Linked DNA regions of Mus musculus: region 2 is linked to region 1. A link is a loop called in an ENCODE intact Hi-C map of the cell type or tissue named here. Cell type or tissue: left cerebral cortex. All regions are shown on one strand. Each heading gives the region's core, and the rest is flanking DNA. Links, peaks and the distances in the headings are about the cores only.

Region 1 (6,960 bases), core at 1,149-6,148:
ATGGGCCTCCCACAGCCCCCTTGAGACCCAAGAAGTAGCTACGAGTTTGTTTCTGAGCGCCAAGGGACCATCCAGATGGGTTCTTCTTATCTGTCATCAAGAAAAGCCAGAGGAACAGGATGAAGAGTTAAAAGAGGGGGTAGTGGGGGATGGGATTTGTAAAGGTGGAACTTGCAGGAGAGAGGGGAGCTGCAATTGGGATGTAAGGTTAATTAATAAATAAATTAGTGGGGGAAAAAAGAGTGAGCTCTAAACCCATCCCTGGGACTAACTAGTTTAGGAGCAGCAGACACTTCCCCTCTGCTTTTCATTTTCTCCCTCGTGGAAGAAGCCTGGACTGGGTGGCCTTAAAATGTGCTTCTAGCGCTGACATTTGCTTGATTCCCCAGAGGGCCCCATGAAGTCCTTGAGTCCTTGTAGCTCTGGACAAGATGAAATAACCTGATGGCAACACAAAGCTCGGGCCCTTCTCAAGGAAGGGACTCTGTACACCCTCTGTCCACAGCAGCCTGCCATGGGGGAGGGACAGGTACCACGCAGCAGCACAGCATTGGCCTTAGTTACATAACCCTCCTGATCCCAGCAAAGAACAACAACAAAACAGCCTGTTCCCAGAGCACCCAGAATCCCAACACACACACACACACACACACACACACACACACACACACACACACACACACACACACACGCGTCATTAGGGGCTTTGTAGCCACAGACGCCTGTGAGAATCTGAGAATAATCTTTCATGTGTTTTCTTTTTTCTAGAAGTATCTCATTTAAGAAACTATCCGAGAGCAGTCTTCTAACCTTTAGATCTATAAGACCAGAGATATTAGGGTCCCCACAGTTCCCTCACATCATTTAGTGTCATAAGGGCCTCTTGTCTTTTTGGCCTCTTCCTTCTTTCTCTCCACCTCTGTGGGGGTTCCATAGTGAAGGTCTACCCTCCGTCCCCAGTAGGAGCCGTCTGCAGAAAGGACACACTGATCCTGCTTTGTTCTGAACATGGAAGGCATTTCCCAGGTCCTGTCCTCACGGATCACTGTTCTCCCTGGCAGGTCACTTTGTCTTTCCCTTGAGGAGACTGTGGCTTCCCATTTTAGGAAAAGTGGCAGAGTTCCTTCTCACCAGAGGGCATGGTGACAACCCACATGTCTTTGATATCTTAAGAGAAGGGCAGATGATCTTAAAGTGCTGCAGGAGAGCTTGCAGCTGGCAGAAGATGCATTTTTGAGCTGTGAAGTTGTCACATCTCATAGAGATCACAGGCCACGGTGGCTTTGTCCTGCCCGGCTGCTTGACAAGGTCGAGCTGACAGTCACAGCTCTGAAATACACTGGGTGCGTGTTGTCTGGTGTTAGAAGAATAAAAGAACAAGGCGCACATGTCCAAAGGTGACCTAATAGACCAGAAGGAACCTAAGTGTGGATTCTGGTCTATTGATGTTATCTGAGACTAGATGATGCATTCATCCTTCCTTGGTCTTCATACATTGAAATACCGTGATGTATTAAGTGCTTAGTGAGAGCCCAGAACAGTGCTAAGTAAGTAACAGTTTGGAGTTCTTAAGAACTGGAAGAAGAAAGTGGGATGAGGTGAGGTACCCCAGACCTGTGTGTGCCTCTGAGATCCCAGGTTCTCAGATGCTTAGACCCTAAGCGTTCTGGGCTTCGGTGGCTCCCCAGCTTTCCAGCCAAGAGCTCCAGCTTGTCTCCTCACTGCACTCCTATCTTTTTCTTTCTGAGAAGGCTTTCAGAACCAGAACTGACACCCAGATATCCCCTCCCTACACAGAAACGAGAAGCCCTTTGCAGCTTCTATAGAGACCAGTACTTGGTGCTTTTCCAGAGTGAAGCAGAAAGTTGCTGCAGTGTCCTGAGCTTGGAAGCCTGCCAGAATTATCCCAGTTGAGAACCTGCCAGTGTGATGAGTGTCCCTAGAACCTCTTACGAAGCTGCTGCCCTGCCGTACTGGGTCCTGGACCATGAAGTTTATGTCTGGACCCCTGTGGGGGGGAGGCGGGATGCTCTGGCTTCCCAATAAGAGAAGTTAGGGTAAAAATCTTTACATGGGGTTTAAACTCAAGCTGGGTTTCCTTAGAGACCTTGCTCCCAGCTATGGGTCCTAGCTTGCTTTTCTTTTTCATACCACAACCCCTCTCCTTCCCTTCCCACCCATCCCTAACCCAGTCTCTCTCCCTCTCCTCCCCTGGAAGCAACCTTTGGAATTCAGGCTGCACAGATACTTGCTGAATCAGCAGTACCAACTGCTGTGCCTCTTTCTTGGGTTGGGGCCAAGAGGGACCTGTGCCAGGATGGTTCTGTGGGGCCCTGTGGTGTTGCCCACACAATGTGGGAAGAGATGGGGGGGGGGAAGGAAGATGGATGCATGGGCTGGGGAATGGCTTGAGCCTCAAAAGCTGTGGGGGTGTTGTTGTTTGTTTGTTTCTGAATTAAAGGGGGCAGAAGGAGGTTTGGTCTGGACCTTTGCAAAGGTCTGGCATGCAAATTTTGTAAATCTGCTCTTTATCAGATTCCAGGAGTGAATAAAAGGTTTCACTCCCTCCTCAAGTGAGCCTTCCTCGGACCCCACTTTCTAACTAGTGTGTTTGGAATCCTCTGGCTAGTGATGGCAGCAAATGGACAGGAGAGGAGTGAGCTATGGCAACAAGGCATGTCTAGGCTCAAGACATGCTGAGACTGCCCCTACCCACTGACATGACTCAGGCAGGGACGCTCTGTCAGAGAGAGGAGTGATGTCTGCGTGTAACACAGATGTATCCCAGGACTGAATCTGATAGACAGTTTCATTTCTGGCTATCTTTGGCTCTTACTATTTTCTGACACAAGCCCTCACCTCTAGCCAAGAAACCCTTCCCTCTGGTTCCAAATCTCTGCGTATGCCCATTCTTTTTACTCTATAATATTCAGAGAGTAGATGGCTCTAGACGGCTGCAGTATGCTTACACTTGCTTAAACATTTCTAGATGTGCCTTGTTATATGTCATGTAAGGCCCACTTCCTTCCTTCCTGTCTTTCCACAGCGCAGAATTCAGGCTTTTAAAGAGACAGAACACCTGATACATTTAGCTCACTGATAGAACTCCACACTCTGGAGAGCTTTCAGGGTGAGCCAGTCAGACACTTGCCACCTTCAGGAAGACCACCCTCACTCAACAGTAGAGATATCTGCTCCAGTCAGCATCCTAGTCAACTCCCGCTAAAAGGCATCTGCATAAATCATTGCGCTGTCCCCAGGCCCTGGGCAGTATGATGCTAAAGAACTCTAGAGATGACTGAAGATGTGTTTCATGTGGTGCTAGGGGGTGGAGCTCAGTGCTAGAACATGTGCTTAGCATGTTCAAAGCCATGGGCATGATCTTTATTAGGAGAAAAACAAGGGGGGGGGAACATTCAAGAAAAGAGGGGGGAAAGACGAGAAGGAGGAAAGTAATGAAGGAGGGAAGGATGCTCCAGGAGGGTAAGGGAGGAAAAGTCGAAGCCATAGTAAGTACTAAGGGCACTTAGACTTCCACACTGAGTCAGGAAGTACAGAGAAAATGGTGAATTTGAAGCATGACGCCCAAACCTTACCTCGATGTGATTAATCACCTGCTTCTGGGGCTGGGGACACAGAGAAGCCCTGGGATCCTAACTAAGCAGTGATTGAGTAGGTGGGCAAATATGCTGTAATGGAAGCCATGGTCACAAAGGCAGCTTCTATAGCAAGGGGTCTTTTCCAGGTCAGGCTGAGACCTGGCTCCAGCCAGGAAAAAGATAATAATCAATTCCGTAGATGCTGTGAGCCTTGATTGGAAAAAAAAAACAAAGAGGAAGAAGCTATGCTTGCTGCTTCCATTAAATAGCATAAACATTGGGGCTTGCGCTAGCAGGAGCGGGAAGCAGGCAGAGAAAGGACGCTAACCCCTAGGGCTTCTGTAATATGGCTGTACTCACCCGCCTCCACACTGCTGCTTTCTTAGCTTGGATCCCAAGGCCAACTCCTTTGTGTGTCCCCCAGCTGAAGGAGGGAGAGAGGCCAGGCTGCACACTAATCCCTATCAGATGGCCACTAAATGATCTATCATTTCTCAGCTCCTGAGCTCCTGTGCTCCTTCCCAGAGTTGGGAAAGAAGAGGACTTGAAGGAGAGAGCCGACTGTGTGGCTGGCAATGTGTGTGTGTGTGTGTGTGTGTGTGTGTGTGTGTGTGTGTGTGTGTGTGTGTGTACGGTATCTAACAGTGTTTACCCATCTGTAGTCACCTATATAGACCTACATTCTCCTTTTGTAATGAGGACAGAGAGGAATAAGCAAAGCTTTGCAGGAAACTTGTGATCTGAAGACCTTCCTGTTCCATCTCTTCCCTCTCTGCACAATAGGGAACTGACTTAGCAGAAGCATGGGATAGGACCAGGTGGGGCTCAGGGGCACTGGTCCAGGTGGGGCTCAGGGGCACTGGCTGCTGGTCCTGGTCCCTTCCTTCACCCTATACATGGAGGTCTCTCTCTACCTGCTGGATCCATCTATCCTTGCCCCATGGGCTAAGGAATTCCCAAAGGATAAACATCCATGAGGCCATGGGTAGAGGACAGAGTGAGCTAAATTAATGAGCCACAGTGATTCACTCCTGAGTTCTATGGGGGAGATGTTGCTTGAAGTCAGGCAAAAACATGGGAGAGAAATATCATTCCAGGGACCTCCAGCCATCCGAGGTGTGCTTTACTTCACAAAGAAGGGAAGAAAGTTGAAGGGAAGTAAGGTAACTATGTGCTCACTCTTGATGTTTCTGGGTATCTAGGCCTGAAAAAGGCTGGAGACTCCAGAGAAGCTAATGTTACGATAAACCCCTTAGTGCCTAGTAACATGTTCACAGCATCTTCCATTGCCTTCCACCATGCTGGTTGGTTCTTATTTTTGGTCCATGGGAAGCAGAAACAGGGTAGGGAAGACAGAGTTCAAGGATGTCACATGGTATTGACATGTGAGGCCCGAGAGGAATCCAGGTGATTCCTCAACCTCTGGACTCCTAGCAGGAACATCTGTATAGAAGGCATGGGCTCTCTGGGACCCTTTGGGGGCCACAGAGAAGTCTTTCTCCAAGAACAAGATCAGTCATCAATTCTTATCAATCACAGCTTCCCAACAAGTTGCAAAGACACTGAGGCTGTAATAGGAGAGAAAGAGGATACCAGATATAATGAGGAGAGAATTCAAGTGAAGAATTCTAAGTGTCAGGCCTCTATGGCTGCCCCCATGGTAGTGGGGTGGAATTGTTCCCTCTGTTGGGGGAAAAGGCTATATAATATCGTGGAAGAATGTTGCCTTTAGCTGAGTTGTGGACATTGAGGAAAACCCAACTCTCTGGTTTTCAGACCAAGGGGGGAAAAAAAAGACAGCCATAAAACTGAAAGACAAATAGGCCACGGAGGATTTTTTTGGGTCTTGAATCAGATGCTTCAGGTCTATCAAGCCAGGTCATCCCTGAGCTTCTGTGCTTCTGTCCAAACCTACCCTGTGATCAAGCATGCCTACTTCACCTTTTAAACTCCACTTTGATGGGAGAGGAAAGTGAGGTAGGGGGCAGAGAAGAGGTGAGCTTTTAAGTGATGCAGCCAGTCTTCACAAGTGTCTTCCAGACATAAAGCACATGCAAATAGAGATGAGGCACTCGGCGGCTCTCCTCACTTGCCCCTCCCTCTCCTGTAGCATCACACCATGAAGGCCACTGCTAACCAGGTACTGATTGCCACGGGGCTGTTCTTCTCTCGCCTGTCTAAAAAGAAGCAATACTGACAGCATCGCCAGGCTCTTTCAATACAGAGGAGAAAACGTTCCAGCCCCCTTTATCTCATCCTCCCACATTCCTATACCATGGACCTCACAAGTGAAAAGAAATCTTGAGGCCCTAGACTCTGCGTGGGGACAATTAATATTTCTCCTGGAATCCAAGATGAGGTTTCCTAATAACCAAAGGGAAACAAGGCTTGCCATAAGAGGCCACCACAGAGATTTATAGAGGCATTACATTCAAGAAACTGCTTTCCAGCTGTCTCTGATCTCATTGTTCTCTTCCCATGATTTGAACCCAGATAAGCTTCTGAGTCAGTGGAGAGCTCCAGCCAGGTGAGTCCTCAAGCTGAAACAGAGACATCCAGGAGTCTGGAGGGTTGTTTCTGCGTATGCCTTGGCACTATAGAGGCTCAGCATAAAGATGTTCACTTGGGTCAGAAGGGAGAAAGCTTTCCCAAGTGAGCCACTCCTGGCTCTGACTCCCACTGCATCAGATAAAGAGCCAGCTCCTTCCCCTGGGCAGCGCTGTCTCCCACCATTCATCTTCCTGTATCCAGCTCCCCTGCCTGTTCCCGTTCCCCCCCCACCTCCTGTCCTTTGCTTTATCCTACCCACTCTAATCCTTGCTGCTGGACCCCAGCCCCTATAAAGCGCTTAAACTTCCTGATCAAGTCTGTTTTGGTGTCTCACTCTTTATTTAAACAGTTGTACTATGCAAACTCACTTCCGAATTTTTCCTAGCTTAAATCCTTCAATGGTCCCCTGCTTTGGCTTAATTTTTTTGCCCCCAACTTCCTCCCAATTTTATCTCCCTTAATTTCTGGAAGTTATCATTATCCCCAACCAGTTAAAGCCCATTCCTCTCATTTTTTGCTCCAAAGATGGTCCAAATACTTCCTTTGGCTCCAACCACCACAGACCTTCCAACGCGGATCTCAAGCCCTCCTTTGCGGGACTCTCCTTGACACATTTTTTTACCCAAGGCATTTTTGCCCGCTTCACTTCACAGTGCTCAAGTCCTTCACTCTTACACACAGATTTCCCATTTCCTCACACCCACTTGCTTCTCCCACCTCCTTGTCCCCACTCACTCGGGTCTCCTGCTCAGGACGCCCTTGCCGAGGGCGGCGGGGGATGCGTGTTGAAGCAGGGCTCCCGCGGCAGCAC
Region 2 (6,960 bases), core at 638-5,637, 65 kb before region 1:
TTCCTCGCGTGGTTAGAACATGTTGTTTCTCAGCTCTGCTTCTCTAGAGTATACATGAAGCCATAACCTTTGTAAGATGATTAGATGAGTGAGTAAAAAACCAGTTGGAAGAAGCAGGCTCAGGTGCTGTTGAAGGTAAGCTGGAGAAGAAGCTCAACAACCCTTGAAAACTTCACCCAGGGACCTGGAATCTCTTAGTATTCTCTGTCAAGATGATCTGGAATTGACCCCAGACCTCTGCCAGGGATATGTCCCGGAGGATTGCTGATGCTGGGCAGTGATGAAGCCACGTGGGTCACATGCACTTCTTGCCTCCTCCAGCTGCAGAAGCGATTGAATGTGTGATGAGAACTGGAGTGTGTGGGTATCACTGATCGGACCGCTTTGGGGAAGAGTCTGGACTTGCTCAAGAGGGTTGTGGATGGATCAGCCAGTGAATCAGGTTGGGGGTGGGGATAGAGGGTTTGCTTGGGCTTCCTTCATGCCTATATGTTTTTTTGGGGGGGGGGAGTGGGGGCTGCAGAAAACAGCTCAGGAGGACTTGGAGGCAGAGAGCCAGCTGCTCCTGCATCTGTATGAACAGTACACTCTTGCATCAAATTGCTTGTTAACACTGATCCGTTCACGCAATCAATTCGTGTTGCGGGGAAATGAAGCATCCTACACAACTGTGATCAAAATGAATTGCGTCATCTCAGGATCTTTTTTTTTTTTTTTTTTTTCTTTTTTAAAGGAAAGCAAGACAGTGTCTGGCAGACAAAGGAACTGGTTGGGAGCTGAAAATAGGTAATAGCAACAGCAGGGATTTTTTAATTGGCCAGAAGAGATGGTAAAGATATTGTCAGTGAGGCCCTGCTGAGGCCTGGGAAGCGGCAAGTATCTGTGCTTCAGGGGAAAGGCCATGAGACGCGCAGACCCTGCTTTTATTCTGCGGTGCTTGCTTACACAATTTAATTAAAAATACCCTCATCCGCTGGAGGGTGATTTTCTTTTCTGGTCAGAACTCATAACATGCTCTGTGAAGGCCTTTTAGAAAAGTGAATGGTGCCAAGAAAACAGAAGGAGAGGGTGCTGACTCAGGGACCCAGCAGTGTTCCCATGATGGCGCTGCGGCACAAAGACCCTCCAAAGGATGGCTGCCAGGTACTGACCCAGAAATCAAGAGCACTCTGCTCTAACTACCCAGACACATCGGCAGTCACTGTGGATGCCAGAACAGATTTTTCTCATGCTGAACTTGGCAGCATCCTAGTGGGCAGGGGTCATGAGTCCCAAACATGTCTCAGAATCCCCTGGTGCTCCTGCCAAGCCTAGATTTCTCATTCACAGGGCCTGGAGCAGAGACAGAGTTTGCATCACCATCAGGCTTCCAGGTGGTGCTGATGGTGCCAGCCGGGGCGACACATTTTGAGAAGTAAGTCTGTGTACTGTAACAACGTGGGACACAGGAAGAGGTCAGGCCTTTGGGTTTGAGTCTTGTTTCTGCTGTGCAGAAGTCCGGCTCAAGCCACTGAGTTTCAGTGTACCTCACTTCCCTCACTTACAGAATGGACACAATCCATGTCCTGTCCTCTGGGCAGAGCTGGCATGGGTTTTAAGAAGTCAATGTGTACAAAGGTCCTGGTATAGTGGGACTTAGTAAGTAAGGGCTTTCGTTGTGTTTCTTCGGATCAAGCCTGCGTTGACATGTTGATAAGTGAGCGGTTTGAAGCTCCTTTTAGCTGAGGTGCTGCTGATAATAGCAGCTAACTGTCTGAAACAGTGCCGCTAGCCAGGTATCAGCGGACATTTTAAAATGCACACCAAGCAGGGGAAACTGGATCTAGTGCAGGCCCCGTGAGACTTGGGAATCACACTCTCTGCTCTTTCTCAGATGAGAGGATCGGAGCACAGCCAAATAAAATGGGGAGGAGGGATGGAGTTGTGCCTGATTCTGCTCAATTTCCACTGGCCTGTGGACAGGTCAGTTCTTCTCCCTGGGTCTGTTCTTCCCAGGCAAGATGAGAGGCCTAAGCTACAGCTGAGCCCCCACTGGGCTTTCCAGTGCTATGATTCAGAAGCAGAGAATCATGAGAACCATGAGCGCTGTAGATCTTGCTTCTTGTGGAGTGGGGCACAGACATTGGGGTGTTGTGGGATTATGGGCTCATTCTGCCTGGCTGCAGGTCTCAGCCATCTATAAGCTGTGTGGCAGAAGGGAAGATCCCTAACCTCTCTGTTCCTTGGTTCCTGCATTCTTAGAAATGGGCGCTCCCACAGTGTGATCCTTATTGTGCTTCACGGATATTCCTGTAGAAATCATCAGGACAGGCTGAACCCCTGGAAGTCCCTCCGAGAAGTCTCATGGTAGAGTGGCTGGTAAGAGCCTCCAATAGAAAGTTACCCAGAGGGTGGGAATGGCCTCTCCTGAGCTAGCTTATGAGAGACTGGGCTGGAGATATCTCTTTGTATAAAATCCCAATTCATATGCCTTAAGTCTGGATTTGTTTACCCTATCTTTGGGGACCACAAAGTCTCCATTTCAGGGAGTATTTACTGTTCAAGAGAGTTTTTAATCTATTCATGTCAGGGATAGAGAAGGGTGTCCAGAGAGGTGGGAGGTCAAAGATTTAAATCCAGAAAGACACCACTGGTTTCTCCTCTCCTCTCCTCTCCTCTCCTCTCCTCTCCTCTCCTCTCCTCTCCTCTCCTCTCCTCTCCTCTCCTCTCCTCTCCTCTCCTCTCCTCTCCTCTCCTCTCCTCTCCTCTCCTCTCCTCCCCTCCCCTCCCCTCCCCTCCCCTCCCCTCCCCTCCCCTCCCCTCCCCGCCCCGCCCCTCCCCCGCCCCTCCTCCCCTCCTCTTTCTTTCTTTCTTTCTTTCTTTCTTTCTTTCTTTCTTTCTTTCTTTCTTTCTTTCTTTCTTTCTTTCACAGTCAAAGGACCTGAACCTGGGGCTTTATACATGCTAAGTTAAATGCCTTTCCATTATGGATATGTATATATATTCCTAACACAGCACTTTTAAAAGACACTCCTCTTGCCCCTCTGGGTGATAGAAGAGAACTTTTCAAACCTGTAGAAATAGCTCTAAGATCTTTGCCTACATGGTTGTTTCCCTCCCCTCCTCTAGACCCTGGAAGGGTCTTCCTGAGCCACAGCCTAACCATCCTCTCCACAAGGGAATTCCTCAAGCAAAGAAAGGGTCTACTCTGGAACTACAGCAATGAGTGGGCAAGATGTTCTCAAAGAATTCCTTGCTAGCCATAAAGGCCACAGCCTTCCAGTCTGTTGGATATTGACAGACAATCTGTCTTCATCTAAAAATGTCCCGAGAAGAACAAGTCTGTTACATTCTGGCCAACAGATGAATGCTGGTGGAAATGAAGTCATGAAAATCTGACTCCAACATCAAATGTTAATTAGTATGTACCAGAACTTCACACAGGACCCAAGACTAGTGGAAAGAAGAACCATGCCAGAAACTTCCTGCTGGCGGCGTTATCCTAAAGCTGCCCTTAGAGCATTCTTGCTGAAATGACAGGCATGGGTGCCCTCCTCACACATGCGATTCACATCGGAAAGAATCATCCACGCTAGAAGAGAGACTGCTCACAGCTGGCCCAGAACATTCTCCCATCCGCTGGCCTTCAAGCCCGCTGAAGCGGACACTTCAGGAAGGAAATAGAGCAGAGCTAAATTCCCAGCCACATGAAAACTGTGGGTGGGCAGAGCAGTGGGCACAGCTAGCCCTAAAAGATCCTGCTTGGCTCCCATATATATATGCCTGAACTTGCAAGGTGTCTCTTTTGTACATCCAGAAGGGATGTCTTCAGGATACAGGGTGGTCCCCGGAACAAGCTAGTCCCATCCTGTTCTTTCCCATGTCTCCATGGCAAATTCTAGCAAGTTCTCATCTGATGGGTGGATCCGACATCAAGCCAGAATTGGCGCACTCAAGCTCTTCTGCTCTGAGAAAGCAGAGGGAATGTTCTAATGTGTCTCAGTTTTAGGTAGGAAAATAAAAATGGAAACAGCTAACATTTATAGAAATCTTCCTGAGTCCCAGGCAGTTCAACACATCACCTGCGCTTAAAAGGACATAATCCAGCAGATCACTATGACTTTAATGTAACAAACATGGATGCAAAAACAAATAGCTAATACCTTAGAGTGGGCATGGCCCTTTGATAGCTTTAATCTTACTTGATGGTAAGCCTACTAGAATTCACTCTATATTGGTCATTTTTCTTGCACTGTGACCAAATACCTGACAAGAAGCAACTTAGGAGGGGGAGGGCTTATTTTGGCTTGCAGTTTGTGGGAAACACAGTCCACCACAATAGGGAATGGTAGCGGGCAGCCTGGTGATCTTGGGAGCTTCAGACATCTTATTCACATCTTAGAGGATTAGGAAGCAGAGAGCTTAGATTGGGACAGGACCTATAACCAACTAGTTCTGCCCTTAGAGCCCTTTGTCTTCCAGTTATGCCCCAAGTCCAAGAGGTTCTGCAATCTTCCAAAAGGGCACCGTGAGCTGGGAACCGAGTGTTCAAACATATGAGCCTGGGGGAGACATTTCACACTCAGACCACCATATCCTACCTCTAGCCCCCAGTAAACGCCTTTTCAAAATGCCAAATGCATTCAGTATAACCAACCACAAAAGTCACTAAAGGCTTATGGTTCCAACAGTGCTCAAAATTCCAAATTCCAAAATCCCTTCTGAGTCTCTTAATTGTGAACCTCTGTGAAATCCAAAGACAAGTCACGGATTTCTGGCAAGGAAGGATGGGAACAACACAACACTGAGGCTTAGCTCGGCAAATGCCAATCCTTGCACCTTCACATCTAGCATCTGGGGTTCACAGTGGCCTCAGGACGGCATCTGTTATATTTGCAGTGAGTCACAACTATGCCATACTGCTCTAATGCTATGCTGCCTCGAAACCAGGGTCTACTACTTCTAAATCTAGTCTCACTGAAAGCTCAGAGTCTGGGTAGGACCCAGCCAGATGCTTTGACAGATGTAGCATCTGGTTCTAGTCCAGGTTCTGGTAGAGTTTTGATCACTTCTGCAGCCTCAGGAGCTGGACTTTTCGTTGTTTGTGTTTCAATCAGCATCTTGCTCTTCTAATCAGTAACTGTGATAGCTCTACCCACAGTCTTCTAAGACTTCTTGAGCCTAAAGCTCCAAACTCTTCCATGTTCTCTTCTTGTCACCAGGTCTTAAGGCCCAATAGGCACATAGTCAGCCTTATTAGTGTCATGGCCCCACTGCTCAGAACCAATTTTCTGGATTAGCTATTTTTCTCATCACTGTGATCAAACACCCAACAGGAAATAACCTAAGTGAGAATGGATTTTTTTCTGGCTCATGGTTTGAGAGGATACAGTTCAGCGTGGTTGGGAAAGCTTGGTTAGTAAGCTTAAAGACAGGAAGAGTATTAGTCAGAAGGCAGAGAGATAGGATCAGAACCAGGGACAGGTTTTATAAGCTTCTACCCTCCACACCCTGTATCTGCAAACCAGGCAGATATTAAAAGATTTTACAACCCTCTACGACAACAGTGCCAGCTTGGGATCAGATACATGAACTTGTGACACTTCCCATTCAAATGAAATGTGTCTTCTGGGAAAATGAGCCCAGAGCCCAGAACCATCAGGCGCCAGGAACTCACTCTGGGATCAGGGCCCATGGGGGTATGCTCAGCTTGGGCAAGCATCTGAGGCAGCTCCTGCTCTGTTTTCCCAGCCTTTTCTTTTCCCAGCCTCACAGGTCTGAATGCTGCCTCTGAAATAAGAATTTCCCCTCAGAGAGTCATTCTAACTCCATCTTCCCTCCCACTGCCGCTTGCTGGGGAACTCTGTGGCTTGGCATGCCTCAGTCTCAGACAGGGGCGATTTATGTCCTTTTGTTTGGCAAACAGCTGTGTACAGAATAGAGGTGACTTGCTGAATGCCTTCATGCAGGGGCAGGGGAGGCCAGGGCTGTAGAATATCCCAGCGAAGCTTTTGCAGCCTGGGCAAAGCCACACCAGACAGCTGTTACTTCCTGTGCTGCAGCCCATGGGAGTGCGGAGGGAAGAGTTGATTATTTAATGTTTCCACGGCGCAGACTGGAGTGGTGGGGAGACACCAATGCTTCCAGTGTCCCGGCTCTTGAGGCTGACACCTGACTCTCTTTGTTTCTCCATGTCCTGCTGGCTTTTTGTAGGAAGATGCTGCCATATCTCAGGCACAAACTAGGGAGTTATGAACTTGGGGTACAGGGCTCTTTTTCTGTGGGGTTGAGTCAGTCCAGGGGCTGAGTGTGTCAGAAGTTCAGATTCTGGGGCAGGATTTGTACCTGCTGAATAAAGCATGGGACGTAAGGTATTTGTGGCATAGTACCTCTCCTCTGTACTTCACCCTTCGCCCCACACCCAGGATGCCAGTAGAAAAACCCTTGTCTTCTTATTGGCTTAAAAAATATATTCTCTCATCATCCATGTTTAGGTGTGTTCGTTTCCTGAGACCATGAGCCATGCCTGTTCACACATACAGAATGCCCCAGTCCAGGTCTATTCTTAGTATAGAACAGGCACTCAATGTTTGTTAAATGAATAATGAATGGTCATCTCACTCTTCCCTGAAGCCCCAGCATTGCCCTCAAGCCTGAGGACATCTCTGAGACTCTGACAGGATGACAAAGCATGGTCTCCACATTTAGGGCAGAGACTCATCTGCCCTAATGAATCAGCAAATGCTCTAAGGAACAGGAAAGATGACAGATTTCACAGAACTCAAGGGGACGTCTGAGATCACACAGCCCAACTTTCTCATCTTACAGATAAGACAACAGGACCTAAGCGAGCACCTTCCCCAAGCTACCTAGCACCCAGAATCAGAGACAGCTCTTTCTTAAAATCTACCCACCAGCCCCTTCTCAACAGACATACTAGCCGATATGGGTCTGGCTCAAGCCTGGGTGCCAAGGTTGCCA

The links. Peaks named below come from ENCODE experiments on the same cell type or tissue, not always from the same donor. Only the 100,000 strongest peaks of a DNase experiment are listed, where the experiment ranks them.
Region 2: a loop joins it to region 1, with 2.2 times the contacts of the local background. A loop is called at or near these places in 4 of 42 quality-filtered maps.

Annotation. Positions count from the first base shown.
Region 1 is chr6:121,466,141-121,473,100 of GRCm38, forward strand. It overlaps Iqsec3 (IQ motif and Sec7 domain 3), which reads right to left. Exons shown (of 14, transcript NM_001033354.3): 1 at 6,885-6,960. Among named protein-coding and RNA genes, the nearest start is that of Iqsec3, 4.1 kb to the right of the region's middle. In left cerebral cortex, for the core only: no CTCF peak of the experiment used is centred there; DNase peaks (open chromatin) are centred at 1,831, 2,295, 2,794, 3,079 and 1 more place; H3K4me3 peaks cover 816 bases; H3K27ac peaks cover 380 bases.
Region 2 is chr6:121,401,939-121,408,898 of GRCm38, forward strand. The region is part of intron 5 of Iqsec3 (IQ motif and Sec7 domain 3); the gene reads right to left. Among named protein-coding and RNA genes, the nearest start is that of Slc6a12, 63 kb to the left of the region's middle. In left cerebral cortex, for the core only: no CTCF peak of the experiment used is centred there; DNase peaks (open chromatin) are centred at 780, 1,181 and 3,759; H3K27ac peaks cover 570 bases.